2 separate regions of the Mus musculus genome follow, and region 2 is linked to region 1. The links are chromatin contacts, found by Hi-C or POLR2A ChIA-PET in ENCODE. All regions are on one chromosome and are shown on one strand. The core of a region is the stretch at or near the end of the contact, and the rest is flanking DNA. Distances in the headings are between cores, read along the strand shown. Region 1 overlaps Shroom3 (shroom family member 3). Region 2 holds the start of Gm36764 (a long non-coding RNA gene).

Region 1 (6,247 bases), core at 2,537-5,036:
GACCGCACCCCAGGGGCTCTGACACGGTTCTCAGCAATGGTGGTAGCTTATGTCAAGAGCAAAACTAGAGTTTTAAAATTTTGCTCAGGGAAGCAGTGGCTGGCAAGGCACATCTACGAAAAGGTGCGGCTGACCTTACCACCCACAGCTCTTGCAGTGCTCAGAGAAGAGCTTTATTTAAAGCACACGGTTGGAACGTAATGCAGCACTGGTCCACCTACAGAACTTGTAACTGTCAAGCATGTTATGATGACCTTGCTGTTGCCACAGCCTCCCTGTGTCCTGTGGAGATCAGGGCCAAGCTGTGCCTGCAGGGCAGAGCGGCCTTCCACTTTGCCTATAGCTGTACCTAGATCCCAGCTGTGCCCTCTGCAAAACGACACGTGCGGCTTGCTTCAGTGGAACATGGAGTATGTGCTTTGGTGGCATTGATGTCAGGAGGACTTGCATATGGGATTCTATTTGTTGTACGTACTTATTCCAGGCCCTCTTCCTAATGTGTTGGATGAAACCACAGGACATGGGCACGCGCACTCACTCCCCCCCCCCCCAAAAAAAAACAAGGAAAGCTTTGAGAGGCATCCTGTTAGAAGATTTGTGAGCTCCCTGCTGCATGTTGTAACAGGGACTACAGAAACTCATTTCTTCCAACCAAAGGCTTCTCTTTCAGATCCCTGCTCTGTTGAACACCTCCTAGCATGTCCCTGTCAGCCCTGCTGACTGTGCCCATTTTGTGCGTTCTGCACTTGGGAATCAGAGGGCTCTGTTCTACCACAGATATATATATATATGCCATTCCATCTTTAACTGCATATTTTCCTTTTTGTATATAGACATCTCTGCATTACAGTGGCAAAGAAGCAAAGTATATATTATGTTTTCTCATCTTCATTTTTAAAGAGATTTATTGTTTTATGTGTATATGTGTGTGTGTATACATACCATGCACACACATACACACCCCCCACATGCACGCCTGGTGCCCATGGAGGTCAGAATGGGACGTCAGGTCCTCTGGAACCGGAGCTGCAGGTGGTTGAGCTATCATGGGCGCTAGAACTGGAACCTGGATCCCATGCAGGAGCAATCAGTGCTCTTAGCCGCCGAGCCACCTCTCCAGCCTCTCGTTCTAGGTTTTGGATGCTTAATTTACAGAATTAATACTCCTCCTCTGAGGAAATGGAGCAGCCCGTGTGGGGGCTGTAAGGCTTTGTGTGGGGCCTGTTTTGTTTTGTATTTTTAACACAAAATTCCACCAGTTCCCATATCGGCATGGTTTGTAGGGAAATAGATGGCAGTAGCATTTAAAACTATTCTACTCCATTGCTGTTGAGAACGCTGTGGCTGGTGGGTCCTTTTAGACAGCTACGACTCCTCGGCTCACCGCCTCCCATTTCTGCTGAGCTTCAGTTCTGGAGTTCCAGGTTCCTCTCTGGCCCTGTCTCCTCTCATCCTGAGAAAGATTTCCTTTAGCATTTTCCTCAGAATAGATCTGCAGTGATGTGGGTTCGTCTGTATGTCTCTAGAATATTCTCACTCACTGGATGTGAAGTCTGGGCTGGCCGTCTTTTGTCACATATGCAGACATGTTTTCTGTTCCTTCTGAGAAACAATTTCCAGGCATTTAAATGTGGCTGCCCGCTTCTGCTCACCACACGCCTGTCATCACTGCTTGTGGAGTGTGTGCACGGAGCTGCCCAGGGCTGTGGGTAGATGGGGCATTTTCAATCACTGTTTCTTTAGTTACACATCAGTTATCTTATGCACACTAACTCTTCTCTTAGCATGATGATTCAGTGTTAGAGTTTCTCATTCGCCTGACTCCCTGAAGCTCTGTCCTTCTCATTGGTTAGTTTGTGTCCGTCTGACCTCAGGTTCACGCTCTTAGTTCATTCCTGCCAGTGATTTTGTTGTTGTTTCAGATTATCATTTTCAGTTCTAAACTTTCTGTTTTTTAGTTCCTTTTTGCTCGAATCTTCAAGTGATTTTGCTCTTATCATGAAGAATGCTTATTTAAGAAAGCATTTTTAAAGACTATGGTAATCCTAATGTAAGCATTATCTCCAGTCTAGCATCACTGTTACCCTTTCTGGCTCTTTATACCTGAGTAACTGTATATTGTATTCTGTGCTGCGAGGCCCTGGTCCTGCTGGCACAGCCCTCTGTAGAATGGTGATTGAGGCAGGCCTGGTTACTGCAGGCCCAGACCGTAAGTTCCGTCTCAGTTTTGGATAGTGTGGTTCCAGCACCCATTTCGGTTTGGGAGCCTCTGTGAGGTTACAGAGCTCTGTACTCACTGAGCCCCTCTGGCTTTAGTTTGGGACTTGAGCAACGTTTCTGACACACCCAAGTTCTCAGAGCCTTTGGTGTACTCTTCGTCTCTCCCTACGTGTGCCACTTAAACGTGAGCTTCCCCCAGCCCCGCACGTGCCCCTCACCCTGAGCGTTCATGCCAAGTTCCAAGCATCTTCTGGCCTAGCTCCGTCCTCTCCTGGGGTTTTCCACACAGCCTTTGGCTCCCAGAGATTCCTAGTATCAGTCCTGTAGCTGGACAGGCAACCTGTGCAGCTATGCAGGAGCTGTGAGGAGGAGGGGAATGGAGTGGGGATTCCCTCACACTCTAGGCCCAGGGCTCCTTACTCCAGCTCCCAGGAAGGTTTCTGGGGTACCTGCACCACCACTGTGGGGTGGTGTCCGTGAGTGGAGGCAGAGCTGGGAGAGGAGAGAGAGAGAAAGCACAGGCCGCACCAGCCACCCAAGCCACCTCAGCTCTGCAGACGAGGCTTTCTCACGTTGCCCTGAGGTCGGCAAGGTATGAAAAGCCTGAAACTCACCCCTTCGGGTTGTCAGTGTGCACTCTTCTTGGTCTCGGAATCCCCACCCCCCAGGACCCCAGGATTTAATGGTAACATGCAAAAGAGGGAAGCTGTGGCAGTTATGACATCGTGGCCCACACCACGATGGAGGTCTCCCACTGGAGCTTGACAGAAGGTAAACAGATTGGCATTTCAGAAGAGTCCCCCTGGCAGCTATGTCTGGAGTTGGGCAGGATGGGAGGAAAGTGCAGTCACTGAAAGTATGATGCACAAGTATGATCAACATCCATCCTATGAGCAGTTTAAGAGCTTTTTGAAAGAGTAGTTGTTGTTGTTTAAGAACAGGCAGGAGCTGGTGGTGGCTTAGTTGTGGAGGGTGGAAGAAGAAGGGTGGTCAGGAAGGGTCCCAGCTCCAAGTTGCTGTGCACAATGTCTGGGAAGATGGTTGACCTTGCATTTTACCGGACCTTAACTGGCACCAAGGGACCATCTCAGATAATTACACTGACATTCTAGTTACAAGTCTCCTGGTGGAGAAGTGGGGCAGGATTCTTAGCCGAGATAGCTCGTGCTGGAGGTGTTGGACATCACCATCAGGCCCAGTCACCTCTGCTTCTATCAGGTTACACAATGTGGGATGGAGGTCTGGCCTCGTTACCATCTGAAACTGCCTTGACTTTCTAGAGCTCAGCCAAAGACAGCAGTTAACATGCAGGGTCCTGGATCTTGCATTTACAACAGAAGAAACAAGCCTGTCAGGTAGACATGGTTTGCCAGGTCTAGGCAGAAGCCTGAACTCCACTCTGCCCCAGCCAGAAGGGCTACATTTTTCTTAGGATAAAAACAGCCAACAAAAGCTAAGTGTTTTTGTACCAGTGTTTTGGGGATGCTGCGGCACAAGCCTCAGAGCTGCCACTCGGGGAAGCTAGGGTTGCCACCCAGGCACCTACTGCAACAAGTGCTGGACTCTCAGACGCTGGCCTGACCTTGTGATAGCACAGAAAACAAGGCCTGTCCGTATGGTTGTCTTCCAGTGTGCGTGCATTTGAGCCTCATAACATTCCTGAGAGCTATTTTAAAGTACTAATTGAAACCAGCACCCTGGAGCCAGACAACCTGGGTTTAAGCCTGGCTCTGTCACTTACTGTATGGTCTGGGGCATGTCCCATACCCTCACTGTGCTTCTCAGTGAGGCTGGGACGATACCTGTGTTGTCGGGCTGTCGGAGCCGTGATTGAGTAGTGAGACGCTGCTTCTGCCTGCCACAGAGCATGGGATCAATAAGACATGATCTCATCGAGGCAGGTGGAGCTGTCCTCTTGCTGATGGCACAGGTGAAGTGGCCTCCTGGCAGTGATCAAGTCAGAGCTGGTCTCCGACTCGGAGTCTGTGCTCCTCTGCTGCTGAGGGAGAAGACCCGGCAGGATGTTTCCTGTGCAGATGGTGTGTTGAACTATGTTTAGAAAAAGAACGCACATAAATAGCATCTCACACAGCCTGGGTTAGCAGTTTGTCAGATGTGAAGCTAAGTGGGTGAATGTCAGTGGCCTACAAGTTCCGTAGCTCCCGGGAGAGACTAGTATAGTATTAAAATTCTCTCTTTCATGGGCCGAGGAGATGGCTGCCGTTAAGAGCACTTGCTGCTCCTGCAGAGGATTCCCTGCAACCATACTGAGTGGCTCACAGCTCCTGTAACTCCAGCTCTTGGGGAATCAGACTCTCTCTTCTGGTTTCAAAGGCATCTATATACACACACGTGGTGTACATACATACAAGCCGTTACATGTATAAATGATAAAGAAAATTTAAATATTATTCCCTTCTCCTGCCCTAAATGAGTTCTGTTAAAGTTGGATTTTGTTATTTTTTAAAAAGGATCATCCTGGCACAGAAATGTTGGCAGCACTGCTGGCTTCCCCCTGATGCCTGCGGTTGCTCAGAACCTCTTCACTATAGTCTCAGCCCAGGTCTCCATAGTTAAAGACCTGGTGATCAAAAGCTGGCAGGCATTGCATCCACATACCTAACGGTGAGGCAGGGCCGACTGGGTGCCTGCCCAGTCTCTGCACTGCCTTACTGTAATGTACAGAATGTGCCCAGGCTTCTGTGCTGTGTTTGTGTGGCTCTGCCCAGTGTCCACGCCGTCAAACACCAGAGCTGGGTCTGGATAGAAAGACCCAGCTGACTGGACGTGGACTCTGGCCTCAGAGTGCCATATGAGTCCCATGCACCAAGCTGCCTACCTCCCAGCATGCGCACTGCTTAGGGCCTGAGAGCCAGCAAGCTGACTCCAGCAGACTAGCAGAAGAACGGGGGACCTGGGTATTAGTAAGGCTTATACAAGCACCCCCACCTACTGGGCCAGGTTGCCCACCCTGGGTCAGACCTGAGCAAGGTCTTGCTGTATAGCCACAGCTCCCCTGGAACTCACTGTGTTCCAGGCCTTGGCCTTGAACTCACAGCCATCCTTAAGTGCCAGGACTGCAGGAGCTCACCAACATGCCTGGCTGAGAAGAGTACTCTCTGCTAATACTTTGAGTGCCCAGCCTGGCAGCTGTACCTGCAAGGTTAAAAAAGACCAGGGCTGACTGGGCGACCTGACCTGACCTGGCAGTGTCTGCTGTTTCCCACCCGTGTTGCCTTCAGCTTGTCTCTTCATAGGCACAAACTTATCCAAGCTCTGTGCTAGTGGGCAGCTTGTTACTGAAGTCTGCTGCGCTGTCCCACAGTGATGGCTGCCAGCGGAGGATGCTTTTGGGGGGGAGGGTAATAGCATAATTAACCCTAATTACTTTTTCCCTCCCACTCATGTTACCGTGGGCCGAGTCTTCTGTTGAGGAAATGCTTAGACACCTTACAGCTTTTCCCTTAGAAGTGAGGTTTGTGTCAGTTAAGCTGCCTGTAGCCACGGAGATCTGGAAAGTTGAACTGACAACAGGATGTCACTGTTTAAGCCAGAGCTTCTCTTCAGAAATTAGTAGTTAGAGGCTTACGTTACATAGTTGTGGCAAGCAGGTCCAGATTTAGTTAAAAGGCAAAGCTGAGTGGCTTTCTGATACAGTGTCACCATCAGTGTGTGTAATGGTCATGTGAGAGCCCATCTGGTGATGCATGGGCCTGAGGTGGGCGCATCCCCAAGTCTCACCCTCCCCGCTGTATGCGGAGGACTAGATGAGGCAGAACCTGTAGCTCATAGTAACTGCCCAAGGCCAGCTATCCAGCTCAGCTCTCAGACCGTGGGTGCTGGAGGCCCTTCACTCCGGTTCCGTGGCTGCTCGTTTGTAGCCGAGGATGTTCACCCCGCCCCTCCTTTCTTGCTCGTGGTATTGTGCCTAGTAAGAAAGAAAGGACATTGAATGAGAAGTTAACAAACCAGTTGGAAAGGCAGAACTGTATGCAGCATTACACAGTGAGGAATATGACTAGTGCGT
Region 2 (5,639 bases), core at 280-2,779, 46 kb after region 1:
ATGATCAAAGGTGTCACACTGGGCTTCCGATACAAAATGTGGTTTGTGTATGCTCACTTCCCCATCAACGTCGTCATCCAGGAGAATGGCTCTTTGGTTGAAATCCGAAATTTCTTGGGTGAAAAACTACATCCACAGGGTTTGGATGAGGACAGGTGTTGCTTGTTCTGTCTCTCAAGCCCAGAAGGATGAGTTAATCCTTGAAGGAAATGATATTGAACTTGCTTCAAATTCAGCTGCCCTGATTCAGCAAGCCACAACAGTTAAAAACAAGGATATCAGGAAGTTTTTGGACGGCATCTATGTGTCTGAGAAGGGAACTGTGCAGCAGGCTGACGAGTGAGGAGGCCTCAGTTCCTGGCTCCAGAAACAAGATCCTGATCACAAGAACAATTTGGGTTCTTTTGGGAGAATAAAAGACTTATATATTGAAAAAAAATCTACTTATTTATTTTATTATACAACTGTTCCATTTTCACGCACATCAGAGGAGGGAACCAGATCCCATTACAGATGGTTGTGAGCCACCATGTGGTTGTTGGGAATTGTATTTAGGACCTCTGCTCGCTCCTGCCAAACTCTCTCAGTCCCTGCTTGCTCCAGCCCACAGATTTATTTATTATTATACGTAATTACACTGTAGCTGTCTTCAGACACACCAGAAGAGGGCGTCAGATCTCATTAAGGGTGGCTCAGGGTGGTTGCAGAGAATTGAACTCAGGACCTCTGGAAGAGCAGCTGGTGCTCTTAAGCACTAAGACATTTCTCCAGCCCCCCAAGATTCCACTTACATGAAGAATTCTAAATGCATGCATCTACAGAGAGTAGTTTGTTTAATGGATATTCGTCTGGGAAGATCGGAGATCAGTGTATAGGAGCTAACCAGTACCAGGCTGCCTTGAAGGGCAATACAAATATTCTAGAATTGATTGTGGGGATGATTTTACAACTCTGTGGTAATATTAAAAGCCTCAAAATGGTTCACTTAAAATGGGGGGGTCTATTTCTCGATATAATTGTAACCAAAAAAAAAAAATGATGGCTCTTAGAATGAAGAAAATATAAGAATAGAAAAACGGCAGGGTCGGGGTTTAAAAGAGAGATTGAGTCTGTTAAAGAAGGATCTAGAATGCTTTTGGAGTACACATGAGTGCTATGGATATAGGCTGAAACAGTGTCAGCCATACACGGGGGAGGGGCGAGGAGGGGAGAGGGCGGAGGGGGGGTGGGGGAGGATACGGGCGAGGCTGTCTGTGGAGGCAGCGGCTTATGCAAAGGCCAGGAGGTGGCGGGCGGAGTGAAGCACAGAGAAAGCTAAAGAAAGCAGCTAGGTAGGAGAAAAGCGTTAAAAGGCGGGCTGGCACCCGGAGGTGGGATACTGGAATGTAGTTCTTTGAACACGCCATGAGAAACCTTGCAAGTTCCTCCAAATGCCCATTTTTAAAAACTTTGTCCCCTGCAGTCCACAATGGAAACATGACTAAGGCACTTTCTAGCTTCAGGGCTCCGCTGCCGACCTGCAAGATCCCCTGTGGAACTTGAAGCCAGACGACCCAAAAGGTTACAAAAGCACAGGGCACTGCCCCCGGAAATAGTGTGTTCAACCAGAGGCAGGGAAGAGCTGGCGCGACAGGAAGCCAAGAAATTCCAGAAGCCGCATCTGCAGAGCCAGGAAACAGAAAGAGCTCTGCACCAAGCCACCCTGGAAGAGTAAGACACTCTGCTGACCGACTGGGGATTGAAAACCCAGCAAAACGCCACAAGGAAGGAAAACTGCCTGCCCGGGAAGGGGTGGAAATGTGTCAGGGAAGATTAATGTCCCAGGTGAGGAGCCCGCCAATCAAACAGCAGCACAGACTCCTGTAAATTCATAGCTTGTCCTAGTGCACTCCTGTGATCCCTGAACGCGGGAGGCTGAGGCAGGAGGGTCGGGTTCAAAGCCCGCCTGGGCTGCAGAAAGAGCTGGTGAAAGCTAGTCTAGACCACGTGATTAATTAAATAAAATCCTAAGGCTTGTTAGCTAGAGATTGAGTCTGCCAGTCCTGAAGCAAGCAGCCCGAGGCTGGACCGTGAAAAAATGGCGGGGACAACAAAGTAGGTCAGCTCTGATTTCACAAACCTATCTCCTAGGCAACGCCCAGGCAGTCCAGTCATGGGGACCTGGGCTCTAGATAAGTGCAGACTCGTCATGGATTCTTATTGTAGGAGGAGGATTCCTTGTAGCTCAGTTAAGGAGGGGGCAGGCCGGGAGCTATGGGAGGGCTGCAGAGTGCACCCCAACGAGATGCTTCAGCCTAGTCTGTCTTCAGGCAAGAGTTTATCATCTATACTGATAAACTGAGAAGAAAATGATGCTGATGCTGCTACCCCCACCCACCCCATGTCCCTGTTCGCTCTCCTCCCCTCCCCCACCAGACTGCTCTGCCTTTTCAATTTCCCATAGAGCTGCAGAAGTTTTAAATGGAGTTGATCATTTACTTATTTTGATTAAAAGGAGCAGCAACATCCACTGTCGTCACCTCTAAAAGTTCCGACTCCTTCCCTAAATGTACAGAGAACATAAACACTCATGCCCAGGCCTGAATACTCATTTTCAGTAATAGTGGCTGTGCCACACAACACAGACCCTGTTGCCAAGGAGTAAATAAATAAATAAGCCCTGAACATTGTAGTTAAAACCAGCCAGGTGGTGGTTGCACACACTTTTAATTCCAGTCTTTGGGATGCAGAGGCAAGCAAATCTCTGTAAGTTTGAAGCCAGCCTGATCTAACAGAGTAAGTTCCAGGACAGCCATGTCTTGGTGGGAAAAAACCATCAAACTGAAGTGTTTCTTCACCTGGAATGTGAGCCCACTCAGTGCTACGAAGACTTGGCGGGCCCCCAGTCTCTCACTGTGCCTGTTAGTGGGAGATGATTTGCTGCCGTGTCATGCAGTCTGGCTTCTTCCAAACAAAGCTAGAAATCCTCTCCTTTTGGTTTCTACCTATCTCTTCATAAAGAGCCATCCAGAAATGATGGTGGGGATTGGAGACTCCTGCTTTCTTCTGTACACTCAGCTCTGTTCTTCTCAACCTACGGGCATGGACCTCTGGGCTCTTATTCCATCCCAGGTCACAAGGGTAAGGCACTACAGTGCAAAGAGTCTTAGTCTGGAGGAGATCTGGGGTTTTTAAGTAATCTGAAAACGAAAATGGAGCTGACCATGGGCCTGACTTAGCCCAAGATAGAAAGCACAGTAGTTCACTTTTCAAGGATCCCAATTCTGCAGGACCACTTCAGAAACCCAGATGTTGGAAGGCATTCTGGGCTACTCTTCAAGGGCTGAGTAAAAACTCTGAGAGATTGGCAGAGCTCTAGAAACTCAGCCAGCCTCCCTACCACAGAGGGCCCTCACACACACATACACACAAACAAACACACATGGGCTGGAGAGATGGCTCAGCGGTTAAGAGCATTGACTGTTCTTCCAGAAGTCCTGAATTCAATTCCCAGCAACCACATGGTGGCTCACAACCATCCGTAATGAGATCTGATGCCTTCTTCTGGTGTGTCTGAAGACAGCTACAGTGTACTCATCATATATATATATATATATGTATATATACATATACATATATATATAACAAATAATTAAATCTTTAAAAAAACACACACATACACATATATACACACATACATACATATACATATAGACATAAACACACACATAAGCACACACATATATACAGATACACAGACACACACACATATACACACATAGGCACACACATAAGCACAAACACACCTCTATGCTGCCCAAAGCTACCACATGGCCATTGTTCAAACTGACATGGCTATACTGTCCCCTCCTTCCCACACAAGCCAAGACAATCTTTTTCTCATCACACTAAATATTCCAGTGTGGTCTCAAGCTTTTTATCCTCCCGACTTGGCCTCCTGAGTGCCCAGAGTTATAGGTAAGTGCCACTACCACCAGCTCCCTTCTCTTTTTAAAAATTCCCGAGTATTGGCTGGAACTGCTGCCCCATCCTATATCCACACCCACCAAAACCCTGCCTGCCCTTCAAGGCTGTGTACAGCCCAAAGCCTTCCCTCTGTTTTCAGAAAACAGGGTCCTCTGTCCCCTGAACTGAATGAAGATAAGTCCCATCTCTACATTATTCCATTATACTTACATACTCCATGCTAAGGTTATCTGAATACATGTGTGTTCTCTTAGAATGAGGTCCTGGAGGGCAGTAGTTACACATCATAGCATCCATGCCATCAGCTTTGGCCATATGTCTTATAAATGGACCTTGACCACTACATTCCCCCAAAGACACGGAGATGAGGAAACGAAAGTCGCCTGTCCAGTAATTTCCAGAGGTTTTATGTACATGGACTTTGCACAGTTTCCGGTCACTCTCCATCCAAACGCAAAAGCCAGATCTCAGAAACAGCAGTATCTTCAAGGTCTAAACAAAGCATGCGCTCCGTCTCCCTCGGCATCACGAATCATCCAAGAAGGGCATAAGCCAAGCTATGCCAACCATCCTTCACCATGGAAGATTTTCCTGTAGTACTGATAAAAAGAACTCTTTTAGCTGGACTTGGAATTGGGAGGCTGGACACCCAGAGCCAGCAGCAGCCACCACAGGACAGCAGACAACTGAGAACAAAGGGCAGCACGCCCATGGAATCAGTGACACGGAGCCTTTAGATCCAGAAATGTCACCCATTCTGAGTCACGTTGCCCATCCCATATAGTCAAAAGAACACTGCCTCGTGAACCCCCGACTATTCAGTAACTGTGAGTGGGATGGGCCATCTCATTTCAGTGTGCCATAAAAGAATTAGACAGTGCTACAAACTTGAATGGTAGACAAGGGACTATTTTTAAGACTATTTTAAAGAACATCACAGAATCTTAATAAAAATGTCGCAAATTGTACAGTGTCCCTGAATGATGGTCCTGACAGGTGGACAGAAAGGTCACCAAAGCATGAAGCTCAAAAGGTCAGAATTCGGTGCCGTCCACCTGAGCTCAGGTAGGAATAAGTTCCCTGGTTCTGAGTTATCTATTTCCAGCACGTCTCTATTGCTGCCATTCAGCCAGCCGTAGCTGTTCTTTTTGCTAAATCAATGTTCAGGAAATCCAAATGATAATTTCCCCTTAAAGTTGTATCTAAGGAGAAATACGTTTATCCCATTAATCTTAAAGTGGTGTGAAAGTTCATTCTCATTGTAAACAAATCATTTTCTTCTCTGATTTTATAGTAGTTTGGACTAGTTTGAGCTTTTCTCCTTGCAGCATATGATAAAATTAGATAGGTCAGATCCCAGCTAATGCTAATACTGTGAGCCCTTTATGCCTCAATGCCTTTTATTTATTATTATTTATTTATTTTGGTTTTGTTTTGTTTCTTAGTGTAGCCTTGGCTGTCTGGAACTCACTATATAGACCAGGCTGACTTTGAATTCAGAGATCCACCTGTCTCTACCTCCCGAGTATTGGGATTAAAGGTGTGCACCAGCACTGCCTGACTTATTATTTATTTATTTATTGTTTTGTTTTGTTTGTTTTTTTCGAGACAGGGTTTCTCTGTATAGCACTGGCTGTCCTGGACCAGGCTGGCCTGGAACTCAGAAATCTGCC

Evidence for each region. Hi-C counts contacts between places; a loop is a spot of excess contacts on that map. ChIA-PET counts read pairs that join two places held with the same protein, here RNA polymerase II (POLR2A).
Region 2: a loop to region 1 is called in a map of left cerebral cortex, with 4 times the contacts of the local background. The contact joins two enhancer-like sites. A Hi-C loop is called at or near these places in 1 of 37 maps with a recorded cell type or tissue (left cerebral cortex). POLR2A ChIA-PET finds 5 or more read pairs at or near these places in 3 of 5 experiments (Patski and embryonic stem cell).

What each region holds. Positions count from the first base shown.
Region 1 is chr5:92,955,610-92,961,856 of GRCm38, forward strand. The region is part of intron 9 of Shroom3 (shroom family member 3); the gene reads left to right. Among named protein-coding and RNA genes, the nearest start is that of Gm36764, 50 kb to the right of the region's middle. Within about 2 kb of position 3,787, at least 1 of the 3 ENCODE cell types and tissues checked has a DNase peak (open chromatin) inside an H3K27ac peak, as active enhancers do.
Region 2 is chr5:93,004,067-93,009,705 of GRCm38, forward strand. It overlaps Gm36764 (a long non-coding RNA gene), which reads right to left and starts at 5,001. Exons shown (of 3, transcript XR_880434.2): 1 at 4,177-5,001. It also overlaps the pseudogene Gm6450. Within about 2 kb of position 1,530, at least 1 of the 3 ENCODE cell types and tissues checked has a DNase peak (open chromatin) inside an H3K27ac peak, as active enhancers do.